Regions from separate parts of the Homo sapiens genome. Here region 2 is linked to region 1. A link is a loop called in an ENCODE intact Hi-C map of the cell type or tissue named here. Cell type or tissue: mammary epithelial cell. All regions are shown on one strand. Each heading gives the region's core, and the rest is flanking DNA. Links, peaks and the distances in the headings are about the cores only. Region 1 overlaps LINC03036 (long intergenic non-protein coding RNA 3036). Region 2 overlaps LINC03036 (long intergenic non-protein coding RNA 3036).

Region 1 (10,921 bases), core at 1,748-9,747:
CATTTCTTCCTTCCTGATTCGCTTAATGTTAATTATTTCTTCTGCCATACTACAGTAGCTAGGACCTGTGAGACCTCCAGGAACACGATGATTAGAGGTGTTAAATATATTTGCTACAAGGTTTGTAGATACGCTGTATCAATTAAAGAAACTCCCTTCTTTTTCTAGTTTTCCAAGAGTCTTAATCATAACTGTATGTTGAATTATATCAAATGTGTTTTCTGTATCTACCAAGGTAATCATATTTTTCTTTAATATATGAATGTGGTGAATTACATTGACTTTTTTTTTTTTTTTTTTTTCAAGACAGAGTCTCGCTCTGTCACCCAGGCTTGAGTGCAATGGCATGATCTCGGGTCACTGTAACCTCCCTCTCCCAGGTTCAAGTGATTCTTGTACCAAGCAGCGGAGACTATGGGACTACAGACCTGCACCACCACATCTGGCTAATTTTTGTATTTTTAGTAGAGACGGGGTTTCATTATGTTGCCCAGGATGGTCTTGAACTCCTGAGCTCAAGTGATCCACCCACCTCAGCCTCCCAAAGTGCTGGGATTGCAGGCATGAGCCACTGAGTTTGGCCTCACATTAATTGACTTCTAATGTTAAACCAAGATTCCATTCCAGAGGTAAATTCATCTTAGACCTGATTAATTAAATATTTTTCATTACTAATTTGGTTTAATATTGTGTTTCAGATTTTTACACATATGTTCATGAGTGAGTTTGGTTTGTAATTTTCTTTTCTTATACTTCTTGTGCTTTATACTAGCCTCATAAAATGAATTAGAAAATGATCTTTTTCCTATAAAAGTTTGGTGTAGAATTGGAATTATTTGGTTTTTTAGTAGCAGAATTTATCTTCAAAGTCATCTGGATCTAGTGTTTTCTTTGTGAGGAAATTTTTAACTCTGATTAAATTTATTAACTGGTTACAGGATTACTGAGGTTTTTAAATTACTGAGTTTTACTTTTCTAGCAGATTGCCCATTTCATATATATTTTTAACTTTTTTTTTCTTTTTTCTGAGACAGAGTCTCACTCTGTCACCCAAGCTGGAGTGCAGTGGTGCAATCTCAGCTCACTGCAACCTCCGCCTCCCAGGTTCAAATAAGTCTCCTATCTCAGCCTCCCGAGTAGCTGGGATTACAGGCGCCCACAACCACACCCGGCTAATTTCTGTATTTTTAGTAGAGATGGCACTTTGCCATGTTGGCCAGGCTGGTCTCGAACTCCTGGCCTCAAGTGATCCACCTGCCTCGGCCTCCCAAAGTGCTGGGATTACAGGCATGAGCCACTGCGCTCAGCCACATCTTAAAATTGAGGAAGTATCTATAGTCATGGAATTGTTTGTCATGCCTTTTATTCTTAATAAATCTTGCTAAATATTTGTTAATGTTATTAGTCTTTTATAAGAATCAACTTTTTTAGGCTGGGCACAGTGGTTCATGCCTGTAATCTCCGCACTTTGGGAGGCCGAGGCAGGTGGATGACTTGAGACCAGCCTGGGCAACATGGTGAGACCTTGCCTCTACAAAAAAAAAAAAAAAAGAAGAAGAAGAAGAAAAAAATCAACTTTTTGGCTTTGTCAATCATTTATCATATCTTTTCTTTTCTATTTCACTAATTCCTTCACTTCTCTGTATTGTATCCTTTTCTAGTTTCTTCCATTGTTGATTTCTAATGAAATGGACTTGTGACCAGAGAATCCTATGTGACACCAATCCTGTGAAATTTGTTAATACCTGGTTGATGGCACAGAATCCCATCAACTTTCTTTTTTAAGAGATGGGGGTCTCACTAGGTTGCACAAGCTGGTCTCAGACTCCTGGGATCTGGTGATCCTCCCACATAGCTAGTATTTCAGGCATGCACCACCACACCTGGCCCCAGTCAACTTTTATGAATGCTCTGAGTGCTTGAAAAGAATGTAAATTCTGCAGTTATTCAAGGCAGTGTTTGTATATTTATATGTATATATAATTATATACATATCATTATTCAATATTACTAAATATATTCTATATCCTTAATAATATTGTCTATTTTACCTACGAGAGAGTTGTCACATCTCCCACTAATGTAGATTTGTCTATTTCTCCTATTTCTCCTTGCAATTCTATCAGTTTTTTTATTTATACTTTGAAGTTAAATTATTAAGTATATATTACCTTGGAACTGTTATAGCCTCCTGGTAAACTGAACCTTTCACATTACATAGCCATAGGTCCATTTTGTTGGCTGTTGGCACAGCAACATCAGCTGTTCCTTGGTGGTGTCTCCTCCCATGACTTCTTGCATCCTTTCACCTTTCACCTTTCTGTATCCTTATGTTTCATTAGAGTTTCTTATGGAGGACATATAGCAGATTTTTAAATCCAGTCTGAAATCTTTGTGTTTTAATAAAAACATTTAGTCCATTTACATTTATTACAGTAATTATATGTTTGGACGTACTTCAACCATCTTATTGTGTACTTCCAATTTGTTCTACCATTTATGTGATTATTTTTCCCTCTGTCATGCTTTCTTTTGTAATTATTATCCTTTCCTCATTCCATTTCTTTACATCTATTATTTTGAAAGCTATAATCCCAGCACTTTGGGATGCCAAGGAGGGTGGATCACTTGAGCCCCCGAGTTGAAGACCAGCCTGGGTAACATGGTGAAACCCTGTCTCTACAGAACACACAAAAATTAGCCGGGCATGGTGTTGTGCACCTCTAGTCCCAGCTACTTGGGAAGCTGAGGTGGGAGAATCACCTGAGCTGGGAAGGTTGAGATTGCAGTGAGTTGTGATCATGCCACTGCACTCCAGCCTGGGTGACAGAGCAAGACCCTGTCTAAAAAAAAAAAGAAAAGAAAGAAAGTTATACCCTCTATTTCCTTTCTCTTTTTTTCCAAATTGGTTCCCTAAAAATGTTAACTTACATGCTTAACCTCTCAAAATCTAAATTTAATTAATATTGATAGTCAAGATTTTCTCCAAAATAATCCATAGTATAGGAGATAGGGAAAAAAAAAAACAGGTGTGGAGATAGTTAAAAATAAGAGTAGCCAGTTATTAAGGGTAAACTGGGTTAAGATTCATTATGCTGGCCGGGTGTGGTGGCTCACGCCTGTAATCCCAGTACTTTGGGAGGCCAAGGTGGGCAGATCACAAGGTCAGGAGATCGAGACCATCCTGGCTAACACGGTGAAACCCCGTCTCTACTAAAAATACAAAAAATTAGCCGGGCGCGGTGGCAGGCGCCTGTAGTCCCAGCTACTCGGCAGGCTGAGGCAGGAGAATGGCGTGAACCCGGGAGGCGGAGCTTGCAGTGAGCCGAGATTGCGCCACTGCACTCCAGCCTGGGCGACAAAGCAAGACTCTGTCTCCAAAAAAAAAAAAAAAAAAAAAAGATGCATTATGCTATGATCTTTACTTCTGTAATTCTTGAAATTTCCCATAGGTTATAAAATATTAAAGTTAGTATCTTTCCCCTCTCCTTGAACAATATAAGGGTTTTGGAGCACTTCACTCCAGTCTCTCACTCCTGATGCTTGTTCTATTATTGCTGGGTATTTTTGTTGCACTTGGCTCTTTTTTTGTTTTAATGACAAATTAAATAACATCATTATTATTAGTTTGGTGCAAAAGTAATTGTGGTTTTTGCCATTAAAGAGTTAAAACCGCAATTACTTTTGCACCAACCTAATATTTTAAGTATGTTGAGTCTCCCACACAAGTATGCCTTTCTTTGCTCACTAATCCTCTTTGCAACTCAGACCCTTCCTCTGCAATCACTTTCCATCTGCCTGAGGGACACACACACACACACACACACACACTTTGTGTAGTGCTCCCTCACCTCACAGCTTCCCCTGTACTGTGTCAGGTCCCAACTGACAGAGGAAACCTGACCTCCCCAGCCCAGCTGCACTCTGGCTATGCCAAGGTCTTGGGAGTCATGACACACCCGTGTGTGGGTGGGGTGCTGTTGCCAGGGAGTTCACAGCCCTCTGCACTTTCCCCGTGGTAAGCTGAATAATGACCCCAAAAGGCATATTAATTCCTACAACCTGTGGATCTGTTACCTGACATGGCCAAGGAGAACTGAGGTTCCAGGTGGAATTAAGGTTGCTAATTAAATGATGTTAGAATAGGGGCCTGGCGCAGTGGCTCACACATGTAATCCCAGCACTTTGGGAGGCCGAGGCAGGTGGATCACTTGAGGCCAGGAGTTTGAGACCAGCCTGGCCAACATGGCAAAACCCTGTCTCTACTAAAAATACAAAAATTAGCTGGGCATGGTGGCACGCACCTGTAATTCCAGCTACTCGGAAGGCTGAGGCAAGAGAATCGCTTGAATATGGGAGGCAGAGGTTGCAGTGAGCCGACATTGCACCACTGCACTCCAGCCTGGGTGATGGAGCGAGACTCTGTCTCAAAAACAAACAAAAAAAGATGTTAGAATTGGGAGATCATTCTGCACATTCTGCATTATCCCAGTGAACCCAGTGGGACCACCAGGGTCCTGGAAGGTGGAGGAGGGAGACAGAAGAAAGAACAAAGAGGTGCCACGTGGAAAGGACTCAGCTACCTGCTATCCCTGGGTTTTGAGAAGGGAAAGGCCACGAACCACAGGAATGGCAGGCAGCCTCCAGACGCTGGGAAAGGTAAGGAAACAGGTTCCCCGCCAAGAGCCTCCAGAGGGAATTCAGCCCAGTGAGACCCACTGTGGACTTCTGACATCTAGAGCGCTGAGAAAATCAGTGTGTTGTTTTCAGCCACTATATGGGTGGTAATTTGTTACAACCGCAACAGGAAGCGAACCTGCCCCCACCAAGTGTCATCGCCTGTTTACTTGTCTGTCTGCCCAATTCGAGTGTAAGCTCCATGAGGTCAGAAGTACGTCAGTCTTATTTGCCACTTATCCCCAGACCTTGATGGTAAATAAATGAATTTTAGAGATGGAAAGGGCCAAGAAATCACTTAGGCCAGCCCAATTATTTTAAACTGAAATTTAAAACTAAGATCCAGAGACAGGAACTGATTTTGCTCGAGGCTACTCAATTTATACAGAGCTTGGATCCTCCATCCGCTCCCTGGGGCCCACCTGCCTTCTGGTCACTAAGCCGTAGAAGCCTGAAGACAGACACAACTGTGGAGAGGCAGCTCCGAGCACACAAAATCCCTGGAGAACTCAGGACGGCTGGGAGAGGATCAGTGCAAATCAGATAAGACCAGAAGAAGATGGCTAAAATGACTTGAGCAATCTTTAAAATGTTAGTCCCGGCCCAGCGAGGTGGCTCACGCCTGTAATCCCAGCACTTTGGGAGGGTGAGGCGGGCGGACTGCTTGAGCCCAGGAGTTCTAGACCAACCTGAGCAACATGGCAAAACCCCATCTCTACTAAAAATATGAAAATTAGCCAGGCGTGGTGGTGCATGCCTGTAGTCCCAGCTACTCAGGAGGCTGAGACAGAAGAATCGCTTGAACCCAGGAGGCAGAGGTTGCAGTGAGCCAAGCTCGTGCCACTGCATTCCAGCCTGGGCGACAGAGCAAGACTGTCTCAAAAATAAAGTTAAATGTTAGTCCCAAGGGGCAGCTGATCCACCAGTAACAACCAGGGCAGAACTGTGCCCAGCACCTGATCAGCTGAATTCAGGAGACTCTCCACCTGAAGCTTCAGAATGGGGAAACAAGAAAAGGGGTACTAATGTCAAACTTGAGGCCCGCCTTCAAGAAGCTCAGCATTTCACACCTCGGCCAGAGCCAAAGCTTTGGGCTTTGAGCAAATTAGGAAAAGACACTTCTTCCACAAGGTATCTTTTTCCATCTGTCAGTGAAGTGTCATAATATACTGATTTCGTTAGAAGATACTTTACTCAAGGTCGGCCAGAAAATGATCACAGAGTTACTATGTCTATGAAGTAAAGGTGCCCCCTTAGATGGGAAGCGGTTGTGCAGTACACAACCTGCAGAACTGTACACAACCTGCAGAACCACACATAGCATTCTTTGCTTGGCAGTCTGGTCCCATCCTTTCCACAGCCCTCATATCCCCGCTTCCCCTCCCTCTGCCTAGAGCCCTCAGACCTGTTGGAGAACAGTCTCAATCTACAGGTTACCATTTTACATGTAACTCCTTCCTGTCAGCTTTTTACTTCCCTCCCCCTGCAGACAGCAGGGATTGACGACGGGTGAGAGAAGGCTGATGGCCCCATTTAGGGAAGCACAGGAGGAGGTGGGGAGGCCGGATGTAGTGAATTCCAAATGAATGAGTATCCACGGGCCAGGGGATGATCAAGGAGGTGTGAGGGTTAACAGTGCGGGCCTTGAAGAAATGCCACCTACCAGCTAGCTGTGAGCTGCTGGGCATGCTTTTAGCCTCCCAAAACCTCATTTTCCCTTTTGTGAAATGCTTATCATTGTAGGCCTGCTGGGAGGATTTCAGAAATGATATGAGTGAATGCTTAGTGCACGGTAAGGGCTCAGCACCTGTGAGCTACTGTTATTGCTATTATCAGCATCATCAGCCCAGGGACATCTGCCCTTCCGCCTGTCAGCCTCCAGGCAGCTCCTGCTTTAAACAAAATTGGGACACTCCAGATTTCTAAAAGAAAACCACATGGCAGGGAGGAGGGCAAGTGCTGGAGGGAGAAAGGATTACTCACTTTACCAAAGTACCCACTACTGGATAAACAGAAACACCCAGACTGCTTTTAAATGGGGTTGGTTTTGTTCAGGGGACATTGCTGACACGGACTGGAATGTGTCCTCTCCTGCCCCTGCCGCTGTGTGTTGCTGGCCAGTCTCCCGCACATCTGGACCCCAGAAGTCCCAAGAATGACCGGGTGCATCCAAGGAGGCACAAACCCAGGTTCGGGGAGTGAGAGAAAAATGGGTGCAAATCTCAGTCCTGCTGCTCCTGAGCTTCTCAGCCTTGGGCTCCATGCTGAGCTTTGCCCCCGTCTCCAACAGGTCACCAGCGCACCTGCCTTGCGGGGCAGGGTTGGGGGTGGGGGGCACATGGAATAGTGCATGTCAAGCACCTGGTGCTGATGGTGGTGGTATTATTACCAGCTGGGAGACTTTAGCCCAAGGCAGGGGGTGTGAGATGACACCACGGCACCCGTTTCCCATTCTCCGCATCCCCTTCCAGCCTTGTCCACACACAGAGAATTCTGACATGGTCGTCACCTCCACCTGGCCAGAATATGGTAGCCTACCTTTTCGACAGAATAACCAAATGTATTTTTTTTCACAGTATTACATGTTTCATTTAGAACAAGGGTGTCCAATGTTTTGGCTTCCCTGGACCGCAATGGAAGAACTGTCTTGGACCACACATAAAACACACTAATGACAGCTGAAGGGCTTAATTAAAAAAGGTCTGTGCATAATCTCATAATGTTTTAAGAAAGTTTACAAATTTGTATTGGGCCGCATTCAAAGCTGTCCTGGGCCACATGAGGCCACCTGGCCACAGGTTGGACAAGCTTGATTAAGAATGAAGTCAACTGCACGTATAAAAGGATACCTGGACGTGGTGTGGTGGCTCACGTCTGTAATCCCAGCACTTTGGGAGGCCAAGGCAGGTGGATCACCTGAGGTCAGGAGTTCAAGACCAGCCTGGCTAACATGGTGAAACCCTGTCTCTACTAAAAATACAAAAATTAGCTGGGCATCGTGGTGCATGCCTGTAATCCCAGCCACTCGGGAGGCTGGGGCACCAGAATCGCTTGAACCTGGGAGGTGGAGGTTGCAGTGAGCCGAGATCATGCCACTGCACTCCAGCCTGGGTGACAGAGTGAGACACTGTTTCAAATAAATAAATAAATAAAAGGATACCTGACTTGAAGTGGCTGAAATAATAGAGATGTTATAATTATCTCGTGTAACAAGTCACCAAGTCATCAACAAAAATATCACTAAGGTTTGTTTTTTGTTTTAACTTTTCTGGTAAGCCATCACCTTGCGCCAGCTTTGTGTCCTTAAGCCTTATCACCTCAGCTCTATAGCCTGAGCTGAAGAAGGTGAGGGCCCTGGTTCTTTATTTCTTCCCCCTTTTTATATAAGGAAGCAAACCCCTTCCCAGTATCCTCCCAGCAGACAGCAGATGTCCGCTGAGATCTCCAGGGTGAGAATGGGTCACCAGCCCTCCCCTTACCCAGTGGTGACTAGGGGAAATGGGATGTTTCTGCTTAAACCTGTCACAGTTATGCCCCGAGGCTGAGGGAAGGAATCAGAACAAAGTTAAGTCTGCAAGGAGGGGGAGTGGCTGCCATTTTACTCGACAAGAGCCCTTCACTGACCAAAAGCAGCATCTGGGGCCCAGAGAGGTTAAGCCCCTTGTCCACTACACGTGACTTTGCACCAGCGCCAGGGTGCAAACCCTGTCCCGAGGCCCAGTAAGCTCTCCCCACTTCACCATATGGCTTCTCCACAACAGCAGACCCTAAGCCCAAGCCCCCCAAAGGGCAGGAGCCCCATCCCAGGACTCTCTGAGCTTGACAGAGCCATGATGTGGACAAAGTCAGCCAGGAGAGGGCTCCTCGTGCCCAAATGCACCTCACCCACCTCCAGGCCCATGGCTGACGGAGCCAAAGCACCTCCTGTCCCTGGCAAAGTCCTGGCAGGGGGTCAGCGGGAACCCAGAACCTGACAAACAGCATCGCTATAGCCGCCTGGACCCCGGCCAAGCTGCCTCATTCCCCAGGGCTGACCTCATGTTTCTGAAGAGCCTCAGGAGCCTGAGGTCTGTGAGCTGCCTCACAGGGTTCAGTTCTGCTGCCAGCAAAGGAAATGGCCCGGGCTGGGGGCCATGTGGAGAGGTGGGAGCACAGAACCCAGGCACCCTCCCCACCACCCACCCCTGCCCTGCCAGAGCCCTCAGCCTGTGCCAGGCAGGCCCCACTGCCCCACTCCAGAAGAAACCAAGCAGCACCCTCTAACTTCTGAGGTGTAGCCCATGCCCACCTGTCTTCTCACCTCTGCCGGATACCTGAAGAAACGTTCACAGACTGGCTGTTTCCATCTGTTTCATTCCAGACTCCTGGAAAGTGAGCAAAAGGCAGTGAGACTTCATCAGAGGTGCTAAGAACATCTCTGAAATCGTGCCAACACCTCAAAGAGCTAGAGAGCTCACAGCCAGGCTGAGGCCTGTTGCTGGGTGACAAAAGTCACTGTTTATTTAACCCAGAGCTGGGCCAGGTGCCCACACTGGCCTTTCTATGGTCACTGAGAGCAAAGGCTCCCAGGGTACTGAGGCCCAGCGTGTGCTCCACGACAAAAGCCTTCATGCACTTGGCCTCCACTTCCCGACTTCCCTTCTGGGTCAAATGTCTACTCACCTCGTATAGCAGTCAAGGGGAGCAGCCTGGGGAAACAGCCCATGGCGGACCCCAAGACACACTCATTTCTCCACCTCCTTCTGGGGCATCTCCATCCCAGCTCCACTTCCCACATACCCAGGCTGCAGGTCCCAGCCAAGGTGTTTGTTCCTATTCTTATCCCTTAAAAGTTTTTATTCTCCCCGTACAACCACAAGGGCCGAAAACCATGTTGGGAGGCAAGAAGGCTTCCGCTTCTGTGCCATCGCCTCTCTGGCCTGACCAAGGGGGATCAGACACAGCAGCTGGCAATTTTAAACTTTTCCTGCCAAAGTTATTCTCAGAACTGTGGCTCCCCATCTTCAGAGCTTGAAAAGTCTGCATGTCTTGAAAGGATGCAGGCTGCAGGGCTGTGTGAACCGAGCGGAATTTTCCATTCATAGAATAATCATCTTCATACCACTCTGGGGGGCTGGCGTTCTCGTGGTAAAAGCTCCGAGTTCAGGGTCAGCAAACCTGCCAGGCGTCTGCAGGAGCCCTGCGGCATGGAGGTTCTTTTATTTATTTTTGGTGGAGAAGGGGAGGAAATAAAGGAATGACTTTCTACCTTGCATGCCAACACAAACTTGGAAAAGGATCTGGGTTGGCAAGTGCTGAATATTACTGCCTGGTTTCATGACTTACATCAACCATCGGGGGCTAGAAGGAAGAGGCCGAAACATGGATCTTTAACCCCTAACCCAGAGAGGCGGCCAGAACAGGCCTCACTTCACTGCTTCAGGTCCTTTCCCGCGCCTGCCAGCCAGAGCCCTGGATTGCTCTTTGAGGGCAGGGGCCCCAGCCAAGGCCATATCGCCTCACCTCACCTCACTTCTTTCCAGCTTCCCCTGTGTTGTGCCTTAGAGTTCTGCGGATGCATGCACAGACTTATTGTCTGAGATACCTTGCTGGTCCAGGGTGTAGTGAGAAGGCCACCCGGCCGGGAGTAACAGGACCAGAGTCTTAGTTCTGTCACATAGTCACTGTAGCCTTAAAGAAGTCCTGCTTGGCTGGGTGCGGTGGCTCACACCTATAATCCCAGCATTTTGGGAGGCCAAGGTAGGCAAATCACCTGAGGTCAGGAGTTTGAGACCAGCCAATACGGTGAAACCCCATCACTATTAAAAATACAAAAATTAGGTAGGCATGGTGGCACATGCCTCTAAACCCAGCTACTCAGGAGGCTGAGGCAGGAGAATCGCTTAAACTCAGGAGGCAGAGATTGCAGTGAGCCTAGATCGTGCCATCGCACTCCAGTCTGGGCGACAGAGTGAGACTCTGTCTCAAAAAAAAAAAAAGAAATCCTACTCTTCTCTAGGTCTCATTTTCTTCATCTGTAAGGATTGGACAGAACTGGGTGCAGTGGCTCACATTTGCAATCCCAGCACTTTGTGAGGCCAAGACAGGAGGATCACTTGAGGCCAGGAGTTCAAGACCAGCCTGGGCAACATAGCGAGACCCCCATCTATTAAAAAAGAAAAGAAAAAGGCAAGAAAAGATCGAACAGAATGATCCCAAAGATCCCTTCCCATGCTGACATTCTGATTCCCTCATTCATTCATTC
Region 2 (10,921 bases), core at 1,829-9,828, 170 kb before region 1:
TGGTGCCCAAACCCTTCCCAGCCACCACTTCAGTCCCGGGGTGCAGAGGCCCCAAGGAAAACAATTGGTCAAGGGATTCAAGGCACAGCCTTTTCCCTGTATGAGGAGCTGTTATCATCCCACCTTTCCATAAGAGCATCTCACTTTACAGTTGAGAAAATTGAGACTTGGGGAAGTTACTTAGGCAGAGCTAAGGCTGAAAATCAAGTCAGCTCATCTGAATCCTGTGTTCTTTTCATTATGCCACCATGATATGACCCTCAGTATCCTGAAATATCTCATGCCTCAGCCCTCAAATCAAACTAAGCAAGGGTCAAGTCAAGACTTGCTGGGGATGCCTTAGCCTTGAATAAGAAAAAAGGGAAAATGGCGGGGAGGCAATGTCAAAGCAGCTGGAGTCCCACTGAGATCTGTGAGGACAGACCTGCATGGGCGTGTCAGGGAAAGCCAATGGTGGTTCCACCAGATCTGTGTTTGCAAGAAGGCCAAGCTGCATCTTGAGATCCATTCCATGGGGAAAAAGGGAGGCTAGGTGGAAGTTATTGCCCCAGAAACAGATTTTTGGAGGGGAGAGAGCTCGATGTGGTATTTGTTGTTTGTATGGGTTGGCTCCCCAGCTGGCCCCTGTGGATTCCTGATGGAATTTTACAGACAGCAGAAGCTGGGAAGAGAAAGGTAGCTTAGTGCATACTCATTAACAGGTTCTGAGGCCAGGCAGCCTAAGCCTAGTCCTGCTGCCCACCTCTTAATACCCATGAGACCTTGTATAAGTTATTTGACTAACCTGTGTGTACAGGTTGGGTATCCCTTACCTGAAATGCCTGAGATCAGAAGTGTTTCAGATTTTTTATTTTTTCAGATTTTTGAATATTTGCATTAGACTAACTGGTTGAGCATCCCAAATCAGAAAACCTGAAATCCAAAACGCTCCAATGGGCATTTCCTTTGAGAGTCATGTCAGATGTCAGTGCTCAAAGAGTTTCAGATAGTGGAGCATTTTGAATTTTGGATTTTCTGATCTGGGATGCTCAAGCAGTATCATGGGATTTTAAAAAGTGAATGATTTTATGATTTTCTAATTCTATCATTCTCAGATCCTTGGCATAGGAGAAAATGGACAAATATGTAAGAGAGAAGAAATCTAGTAAAGGATCTGTGGTCAAATTTGAGTAGGAGGCATCAGTAAGTTGTTTTTGTTTTGTTTTGTTTGTTTTTTTGAGACGTTATTTCGCTCTAGTTGCCCAGGCTGGAGTGCAGTGGCTCAATCTCGGCTCACTGCAACCTCCACCTCCCGGTTCAAGTGATTCTCCTGCCTCAGCCTCCTGAGGAGCTGGGATTACAGGCATGCGCCACCACGCCCGGCTAATTTTGTATTTTTAGTAGAGATGGGGTTTCACCATGTTGGTCAGGCTGGCCTCAAACTCCCAACCTCAGGTGAACCACCCACCTTGGCCTCCCAAAGTGCTGGGATTACAGGCGTGAGCCACCGCGCCCAGCCCTGTAAGTATTTATGATATATTTTATCTTTAAAAAGAAAAGAACTATTTACAAGATTTACTCACTGAAAAGGCCTAGAAACAATCACCAATCCAGGAGAAATAAGCATCCCTCACAGCTAGATGGGGCATTTGAAATACCATTTCCCTTCTAAAGGAACTCGGAAATGACTGGTTCCAGAACTGGTTCAGGAAATATACAAGATGAGACTCATGAGGACACAAATGTATCAACATTCATCTACTAGTTTATAGAAAATACAACAAACCAAGGAACATGTTAAAGGACACCAAGCAGATGTAACAGCAAAACCCAGACTGGAGGAAGCCCTACGAGGAAAACAACCTGGTTTCTTCCACGATTACGTTGCAGGAGGAAAACAGGGGATGGAGGCAGGAAACAACAGAATAAACTAAAACTTAAGAGTCAAGACAACAGGACTCAGAGGCTAACTTGAAGAAACTGCCACTGGCCAGAGTTGGGAAAGTCTGAACATCAATAAGGGTAATAAACTGCTGTGGATGGAAACACAGCAAATACATTGAAACCCATGAAGTCCATAATGCTACTAAAACAACTAACTGATTGTCATTGTAGGATGCTGGGGAACCCATTTATTAGTTGATTAAAACTGATTAAAGGCAGGGCAAGGTGGCTTATGCCTGTAATCTCAGCACTTTGGGAGGCCGAGGCACTTTGGATTGCTTGAGTCCAGGAGTTTGAGAACAGCCTGGGAAACATGGCAAAACCCTGTCTCTACCAAAAATAAAACAAAAAAGTTAGCTAGGTGTGGTGGCGTGTGCCTGTAGTCCCAGCAAGTTGGGAGGCTGAGATGGGAGAATCACCTGAGCCCCGGACGTTGAGACTGCAGTGAGCCAAGATTGTGCCGCTACACTCCAGCCTGGGCAACCAGAGAGAGACCCTGTCTAAAAAAAAACAAACAACGAAAAAAAAAAAAAAAACACTGATTAAATTGAAAGAATTAAATATTTAACCTGTCTTTCCAATAAGGATTGTGCCACCAGGGAACTCAAGAGTTGATGGGGGTTAAGTTTCTCTTTCTAGAAGTATCCCAGCTAGTAAATAAGAAAGAATGATGGAATTCGAATGTCACCATTTTGTAATCCCTAGTGAATTCAGATTCATTCATTAACCATTGAAGCATTGATCCTCAATGGCTGCTAACATGAGAGAGAGAGAGAATCAGACACTGTGTGCCTCCTGGTAGAAGATCACACCAACACCTATGAAGTAGTGATTTTTTTTAAAAAATGAACCTGAATCAGCTGGAGCTTCTAGATTCAACTACCAGTTTATAGAAAATACAACAAACCAAGGAATGTGTTAAAGGACAGCAAGCAGGTGCAACAGCAAAACCCAGATTGGAGGAAGCCCTATGGGGCAAACAACCTGGTTTCTTCCATGATTAAATTGCAAGAGGAAAAAAAAGGAATGGAGGGAGGAAACAACAGAATAAACAAAAACTTAAGAAACAAATGAACCAATCACAATATACTGACTTTTTATGGATCCTGATTCAAATAAACTGTTTAAAAAGTATGATATCTATGAAGTAACTAGAAATCTGAACATTGACTTGATACTCGATGATACTGAGAAATCATTATTAATCACTTTTAGAGGTGATAATGCTTTTATGGACTTTTTTTTTTGTCTGTTTTTTTACAAATAGAGTCCTTATGTGATGCGTCCTTATCTCAGATACATGCTAAAATGTTTACAAATAAAACAGGATGTTAGGGATTTGCTTCAAAATAATATGGGAGGAACCCAATCAGAAATTGGGCAAAGGGCCTGGCGCGGTGGCTCACGCCTGTAATCCCAGCACTTTGGGAGGCCGAGGCGGGCGGATCACGAGGTCAGGAGATCGAGACCAACCTGGCTAACACAGTGAAACCCTGTCTCTACTAAAAATACAAAAAATTAGCCCGGCATGGTGGCGGGCACCTATAGTCCCAGCTACTCAGGAGGCTGAGGCAGGAGAATGGCGTGAACCCAGGAGGTGGAGCTTGCAGTGAGCCAAGATTGTGCCACTGCACTCCGTCTCAAAAAAAAGAAAGAAAGAAATTGGGCAAAGGACCTAAATAGACACTTCTCAAAAGAAGACATCCAAATGGCCAACAGGGATATGAAAAAAAATGCTAATTATCACTGGTCATCAGGGAAATAAAATTTAAAACCACAATGATATCACCTCACACCTCTTAGAATGGCTATCATTCAAAAGATGAAAGATAAGTTTTAGGAAGGTTGTGGAGAAAAGGGAACACTGCTGCACTGTTGGTGGGAATGTAAATTAATACAGCCATTATGGAAAACAGTATGGAGATTCCTCAGAAAACTAAAAATAGAGCTACCATATGATCGAGTACTCCCACTTCTGGGTATATATCCAAAGGAATTGAAAGCAGTATGCTGAAGATGTACCTGTACTCCTATGTTCATTGCAGCATTATTCACAATAGCCAAGATACAGAAGCAACCTAGGTATCCATCATCAGATTAATCACAGACAAGGAAAACATGCTATATACACACAATAGAATATTATTCAGCCATAATGAAGGAAATCCTGTCATTTTCCATAACATGGGTGAACCTGGAGGATAAGTGAAATAAGCCAGGTACAGAAAGACAAATATACTGCATGCTCTCATTTATATGTGAAATCTAAAACAGTTGAACTCATAGAAGTAGAAAGTTGAATGGTGGTTATCAGAGGCTAGAAGACGGGGTGGATGGGGAAAGGGGAGATACTGATCAAAGGGTACAAAACTTCAGTTAGGAAGAATAAGCTTTAGTGATCTATTGCAGAGTGATGCATACAATACATAATAATGCACTGTATATTTCAAAATTGCTAAAAGCGTAGATTTTAAATGTTTTCACCACAAAAAGACAAGTATGTGAGCCAATGAATTTGTTAATTAGCCTGATGTAATCATTTCATATTATAAACATATTTCAAACCATCACATTGTACCCCATAATATATACATTATTTGTGAATTTAAAAAAAAACAAAAAATTAAGCATTAAAAATGCACTGATATGTGTTATTTTTTAAACAAATAATATGGGAGGAAATAAGATTAGCTATGAATTGATCATTGTTAAACCTTGATGATGGAAACATGGAATTTATTATATTATCCTATCTGATTTTGCATATGTTCAATTTTCCATTATAAAAAAATGGAGAAGCAAGAACAAGAATAAGAGATCATACATGACTAGACATGTAAAGTACTTAAAACAATGACTGGCAGGCAGCCTCTCAAACCACTAGCTCTTGGAAGAAAGAGCACATGGTCTGTTTTGTAAGAACTCCATAAAGCCCTCAGCCTGATGCCTTGCAACTCCTCTGACCCTGAATGTATTGACCCCTGGAAGACCCAGGGCCTGGGCCTCAATGAGGGATGATGGTAGTACCCAGGGGAGGCCTGGCCAAAAAGATGGCAGATGCCTAGCAGAACCTTGGGTAGCCCGTGGCGCCACCTGGTGGGAGAGGACTTGATCCTCAGTTTGTTGAAGTTGCTTTATGGGAACTCCCTAAATTGCTTGGGTGGTTTTATAACAGGGCTAAAGATCCTATGTGTAAGGCTGGGGTAGAACCGGGTTAATTGGGATTATTACTTGGTATAATCAAGTACATATACAAGCCATATACTATATACACAGCCTGTTAAGATCTACAGAAATTCAGGTGGCTTCTTACTTACAAAAAGGTAAACATTTCTTGCACAAACTTGGAATAATATTTTGGCAGATATTCAACTTGGTAGTTTCCTATGGGAAGAGAAAACCCAGTGGCTTCTTCTGTTCAAGGTCATTTGAACCTTGGTGCATTTGGATGCTTGACCTCTGAGTAAAGCCAAGGGGTCCACAGAACAGAGCCTCTTCCTTTTTCTCAGCAAATAGTTATCAAACCAGTAGTGCTCCAGCTTCGCAGGGCATCAGAATCACTTGGTAAAAATACATGTTCTGGGCCAGACCTCCGTGGGCAGGCCTAGGAGAACCAGGGCCCTACACAAACCCTCAGCACTCCAGGATAGGCTGTTTCTGGCTCAGTGAAAGAAAGAAGAAGTGAGACTTTCTTTTCTTCCACTTCCCATTGGTTCTAACTCAGAACATGTAAGGCCACCGTGCCTGTGTCCTGTAAGGCTACCATGCCCGTGACCTATTAGGCCTCCATCCCTCTGTCCTGTGAGGACTCCATGACTGTGTTCTGTAAGGCCTCTGTGCCTCTATCCTGAAAGGCCTCTGTGCCTCTATCCTGTAAGGTCTCCATACCTCTATCCCGAAAGGCCTCCATGCTTCTATGCTGTAAGGCCTCCGTGCCTCTACCCTGTAAGGCCTCTGTGCCTCTATCCTGTAAGGCTAACATGCCTCTGCTCTATAAGGCCATTGTGCCTGTGTGCTATAAGGCCTCCATGCCTGTGTCCTGTAAACCTCCATCCCTCTGTCCTGTAAGGCCTCCATGCCTGTGTCCTGTAAGGCCTCCATCCCTCTGTCCTATAAGGCAAATGCTCTCTGTGTCTTGATGGTGCTGGAACCTCACTGGGTGGGCCTAGGATGACAGGCCCATGCCAAGGCCAACTGATGGTCATTTCCCTGAAGCCAATGCCTTTACACTTTCCCTGCTGTCCTGAGCCGCTGACTCAGAGATTCCCAAATGACTCAGGTGCTCTGTCTTCCTGTGGATCCAAGAAGAGAGAGGCATCTCCTGGCAGACTTGGGGAGGAGATGGCTGATCTGCCAGCACCTATGCACAGACCTTGTACAGGAAATACCAACCCTAGAGAAGACCCGGCTCCTGCCCCTTAGGGACTCAGCCTAACCAGCCCTCTCCAGGCTCACATGGCCCCGTTCTGGATCAGGCCTCCTCCCCGTCTCCCTTGAGCCAACCTAATAATCCCCACTCTCTTCTTCCCAGTCTCTCATCTTCCCTAACTCTTTTTTTTTTTTTTTTTAATCGAGACAGAGTCTCACTCTGTCCCCCAGGCTGTAGAGCAGTGGTGCTGTCTCAGCTCACTGCAACCTCTGCCTCCCAGGTTCCAGCGATTCTCATGCTTCAGCCTCCTGAGTAGCTGGGACTACAGGCATGCACCACCACATCCGGCTAGCTTTTGTATTTTTAGTAGAGACGGAGTTTCACCACGTTGGCCAAGCTGGTCTCAAACTCCTGACCTCAGGCGGTCTGCCCGCCGCAGCCTCCCAAAGTGCTAGGATTACAGGTGGGAGCCACTGCGCCCGGCCTTGCTAACTTCTTTTCCTTCTGTCTCACTTTCTTTCTAAAAAGAGCTGGGGAAGCTTCTTCTGGAAAATGGCAAGTCTCATTCATCTCTATTCTTCCCACAATGCCTGGCTCAGTGTGTGTTACATGGTGGGTGCTTAATCTGTGTTTCTTGTAGTCACACAAATTGTCTTCTCTGGTGTTGGGAAGGGGAGAGATTCTTCTGTAGGAGTTCTTCAGGCAGTACTTGTACCAACCACCACTAATGCACAAAGTGAATGATCCTGGCGATGCAATGGAATCCTCGTGTTCAGGGCATGAAATGGTCATGGCCCAGCAAGGCCGTGCTTCTTTGGGAAGGGGATAGTGTTCATTTCAGGCACTGTGGATGGTGTCCTAGTTCAGGCTGCTATAACAAGTTACCACAGACTGGTTGGCTAATAAGCAACAGAAATTTATTTCTTACTGTTCTGGAGGCTGAAGGTCCAAAATCAGGGCACCAGCCTGGCTGGTCCTGATAAGGGCCCTCTTTTTTTTTTTTTTTTTTTTGGAGACGGAGTCTCGCTCTGTCGCCCAGGCTAGAGTGCAGTGGCGCAATCTCGGCTCACTGCAAGCTCCGCCTCCCAGGTTCACGCCATTCTCCCGCCTCAGCCTCCCAAGTAGCTGGGACTACAGGTGCCCGCCGCCACGCCCAGCTAATTTTTTTGTATTTTTAGTAGAGACGGGATTTCACCATGTTAGCCAGGATGGTCTCGATCTCCTGACCTCGTGATCCTCCCGCCTCGGCCTCCCAAAGTGCTGGGATTACAGGCATGAGCCACCGCGCCCAGCCAAGGGCGCTCTTCTGGGCTGCAGTCTGCAGACTTCTCTCTGTATCCTCACATGGCAGAGGGGACAGGAGAGCTCTTCAGGGTCCCTCTTTTTTTTTTTTTTTTTTTTGAGACAAAGTCTCGCTCTGTCACCCAGGCTGGAGTGCAATGGTGTGATCTTGGCTCACTGCAACCTCTGCTTCCCGGGTTCAAGTGATTCTCGTGCCTCAGCCTCCCCAGTAGCTGGGATTATAGGCGCCCACCACCAGGCCCAGCTAATTTTTGTATTTTTAGTAGAGACGGGGTTTCACCATGTTGGCTAGGCTGGTCTCGAACTCCTGACCTCAGGTGATCCACCCCTCCTCGGCTTCCCAAAGTGCTGGGATTACAGGCAGGGTCCCTTCTATAAGGGCATTAATCCCATTCATGAGGGCTCTACTCCCAGGACCTAATCACCACCCAAAGGTCCCACCTACTAACATCGTCATGACCTTGGGGGTTAGGATTTCAGCAGGTGGCTTTGCAGGTGCACCCACATTCCTTCCACACAGATGGGGCACATCTCTGGTAGCCCACAGAACTCTTCCCCGCAGTGTCCAGCCAAAAAGAGCCTCTTCCCTCCTGAAGCCTGAAAGGGCTGAGAACCCCCTCTGTGGCCCCAGGGGCATGGTGTTTTCAGAGCACTCTCCAAGGAGCTGCACCAGCTGCAGAGCCAGCCTCAGGTGCATCTGTGCACTGGCACAGCAGAAGTACCACCTCCACGCTCATCAGCCAAGGTGGGGGTCAGATTCTGAGCACCGCAAACAGCAGGAGGAGGAGGTCTCTGTCCCTGAAGATACCACTCTGAATCCTGGAGGAGACCAGGCCAGCCTGTCCCACACTGAACAGCCCTGTGAGCAGCCAGGAAAGAGTTCCTGGCCTCTGCCCTCATTGATCTGCATTTTACACTAATCCCAGTGCGATTCCAGGTGTAGCTGACCTCATTCTCCACCCTCTCCAGCCAGAAGCACTTTATGCGATTGCTCAAAAAAGATCCGCTTATACAATGCTTCATGAGATAAAGATTTTACTAACACCTTGGTGGGAAGATCGGAAAGACATTTTCTATCACACACCATAAGGGGAAGCTTCATAAAAATCACCTTTAAAAATTCCCTGTTCTCTGAAAATATCCTCCCTGGGCACTAGCCAGCTTGTTTCCTTTTGTCCCTTCCGAAATTCTATTGTCCTCAGCTCTGGCCTTTACCTGAAACACTACTGAGCTAAAAGGGCACCAACCATCACCATCTATTGCAAATGAAGCTTGTTCCTTGGTGGGTGGGGTTGGGGTCCTTACCTTCCATCCATACCCCAGGCTGCTTCTCAAAATACTCTTAAGTCCCTTGAAAAAAATGTTTATTGGCAGAGGACAGATTACGCTCTCAAGAAAATCAGCTGGTCTTCACAGTGGTACAATAATAACAAATGTTTTAGGTTTCTCCCGTGAATCAGGCACTGGGTTGAGCATCAATGCGTACCACCTCATCTTATGCACCCCAGCAACCTCGTGAGGTGAGTGTCCCTGCTGTTAAGATGAGAAGATTCAGTCCCAGAGAGACTGAGCACCTAGTACGAGGTTAAACCGCTAGTAAGCAATAACAATCAAATTTTTTTTAACAAGAAAAGAGTTAAGTAGAAATTTCTCTAAAAATGATCCCAAATGGCCAATAAGCACATGAAAAGCTCCTCAAATCATTCATAATTAGGGAAATCTAAACCACAATGAGACACCACTTCACACCCTCTAGGAAGGCTATAATCAGAAAGATAATGTTTTGGCAAGGATGTGGAAAAATGGAAACCCTTGTACATTGCTGGTGGGACTATAAAATGACATGGCCACTTTAGAAAACAGTCTGGAAGCTCCTCAAAAAGTTTAACATAAAACTGCCATGGCACAGCAATTCCATGCCTAGGTATATATACAAGAAAATTGAAAACATATGTTCACACAAAAACTTACACACAAATGTTCATACAGCATTATTCATGGTAGCCAAAAAGTGGAAGCAGCACAAATGTCTATCAGCTGATGAAACGATGAATAAAATATGTTATATCCATAAAATGGATTATTATGCAATTCAATGATGTATTGATTCATGCCACAATATGGATGAACCTTGAAAACATGATGCTAAATGAAAGAGGATAAACATAAAAGGCCACACATTGTGTGATTCCATTGATATTAAATGTCCAGAATTTTCTAACCCACAGAGACAGAAAATAGGCCAAAGTTGCCAGGAGACTGTGGGAAGAGGGAATGGGAGGTGACTGTTAATGAATGTGAAGGTTTTTTTTTAGCGGTGATGAAAATATCCTGGAATTAGAAAGAGATAGTGGGTACTGAACCTTGTGAGTATACTAAAAACTACTGAACTATGCACTGTAAAAGGGTGAAAGCTATGGTATGTGTATTAGTCCATTCTCACGTTGCTAATAAAGATATACCCGAGACTGGGTAATTTATAAAGGAAAGGTTTCATTGACTCACAGTTTTGCAAGGCTGGGGAGGCCTCAGGAAACTTACAATCAAGGTGGAAGGGGAAGCAAACACACCTTCTTCACATGGTGGCAGGAGAGAGAAGTGCAGAGCAAAGTGGGGAAAAGCCCCTTATAAACCATCAGATCTCATGAGAACTCACTCACTATCACGAGAATAGCATGGGGGAACTGCCCCCATGATCTAATCACCTCCCATGATTTCCCTCCCCCAACACATACATGGGGATTACAATTTGGATTACAATTCAAGATCAGATTTGGGTGGGGACACAGAGCCAGACCATATCAGTACGTGAATTACATCTCAAGAAACAAAATCCAACCAATAAAAAGCCAGCCAAGAGTCTAACCCAAGCAACCCTCCAGCACTCTGCACCATTCATGAGGGTAATCCCAACCTAACACAACTGAGTCCCTCCTGAGAGGAATCTTGCTACCCACATCAGCTGCTGAGGGAGGAGGCCCCACCATTACAGCTAACCAGATCAAAGGTGGAGGAACCCCCACAGACCAGCCAGAAACCTAGGACTTCAGTAGCTTGGCTCAAGATGGCAGACCAGGTTGGTCAGACCTTTCTCTCCCTCTGCCTCTGGAATTTGGAACTGGGGGACAAGGACGAAAAAGTTCAGCCGTGGGAGCTAGGCAGAAAGGCATGAGGTAGACCTGGATTCAGAGCAGTCACTGGAGATGGTGAGCAGGCAGAGGTCGGGAGGGAGACAGCAGCAATGACCTGAAAGCCAAGGAAGGTGTCCAAGGAGAGGACAGAGTGGGCAGCAAGGGAAAGAGAGACATTGTGGAGAACTGCTGTCTT

What was found. Peaks named below come from ENCODE experiments on the same cell type or tissue, not always from the same donor. Only the 100,000 strongest peaks of a DNase experiment are listed, where the experiment ranks them.
Region 2: a loop joins it to region 1, with 5 times the contacts of the local background. A loop is called at or near these places in 3 of 110 quality-filtered maps.

What each region holds. Positions count from the first base shown.
Region 1 is chr10:119,016,820-119,027,740 of GRCh38, forward strand. LINC03036 (long intergenic non-protein coding RNA 3036) reads right to left here. Exons shown (of 4, transcript NR_186540.1): 2 at 8,978-9,041. Among named protein-coding and RNA genes, the nearest start is that of LINC03036, 7.3 kb to the right of the region's middle. RefSeq lists enhancers at 5,488-6,130, 6,131-6,773, 7,959-8,532. In mammary epithelial cell, for the core only: no CTCF peak of the experiment used is centred there; DNase peaks (open chromatin) are centred at 3,952 and 6,612.
Region 2 is chr10:118,845,648-118,856,568 of GRCh38, forward strand. All of the region lies in intron 3 of LINC03036 (long intergenic non-protein coding RNA 3036), which reads right to left. Among named protein-coding and RNA genes, the nearest start is that of CACUL1, 96 kb to the left of the region's middle. In mammary epithelial cell, for the core only: a CTCF peak has its summit at 5,018 (motif pointing left); a DNase peak (open chromatin) is centred at 5,014.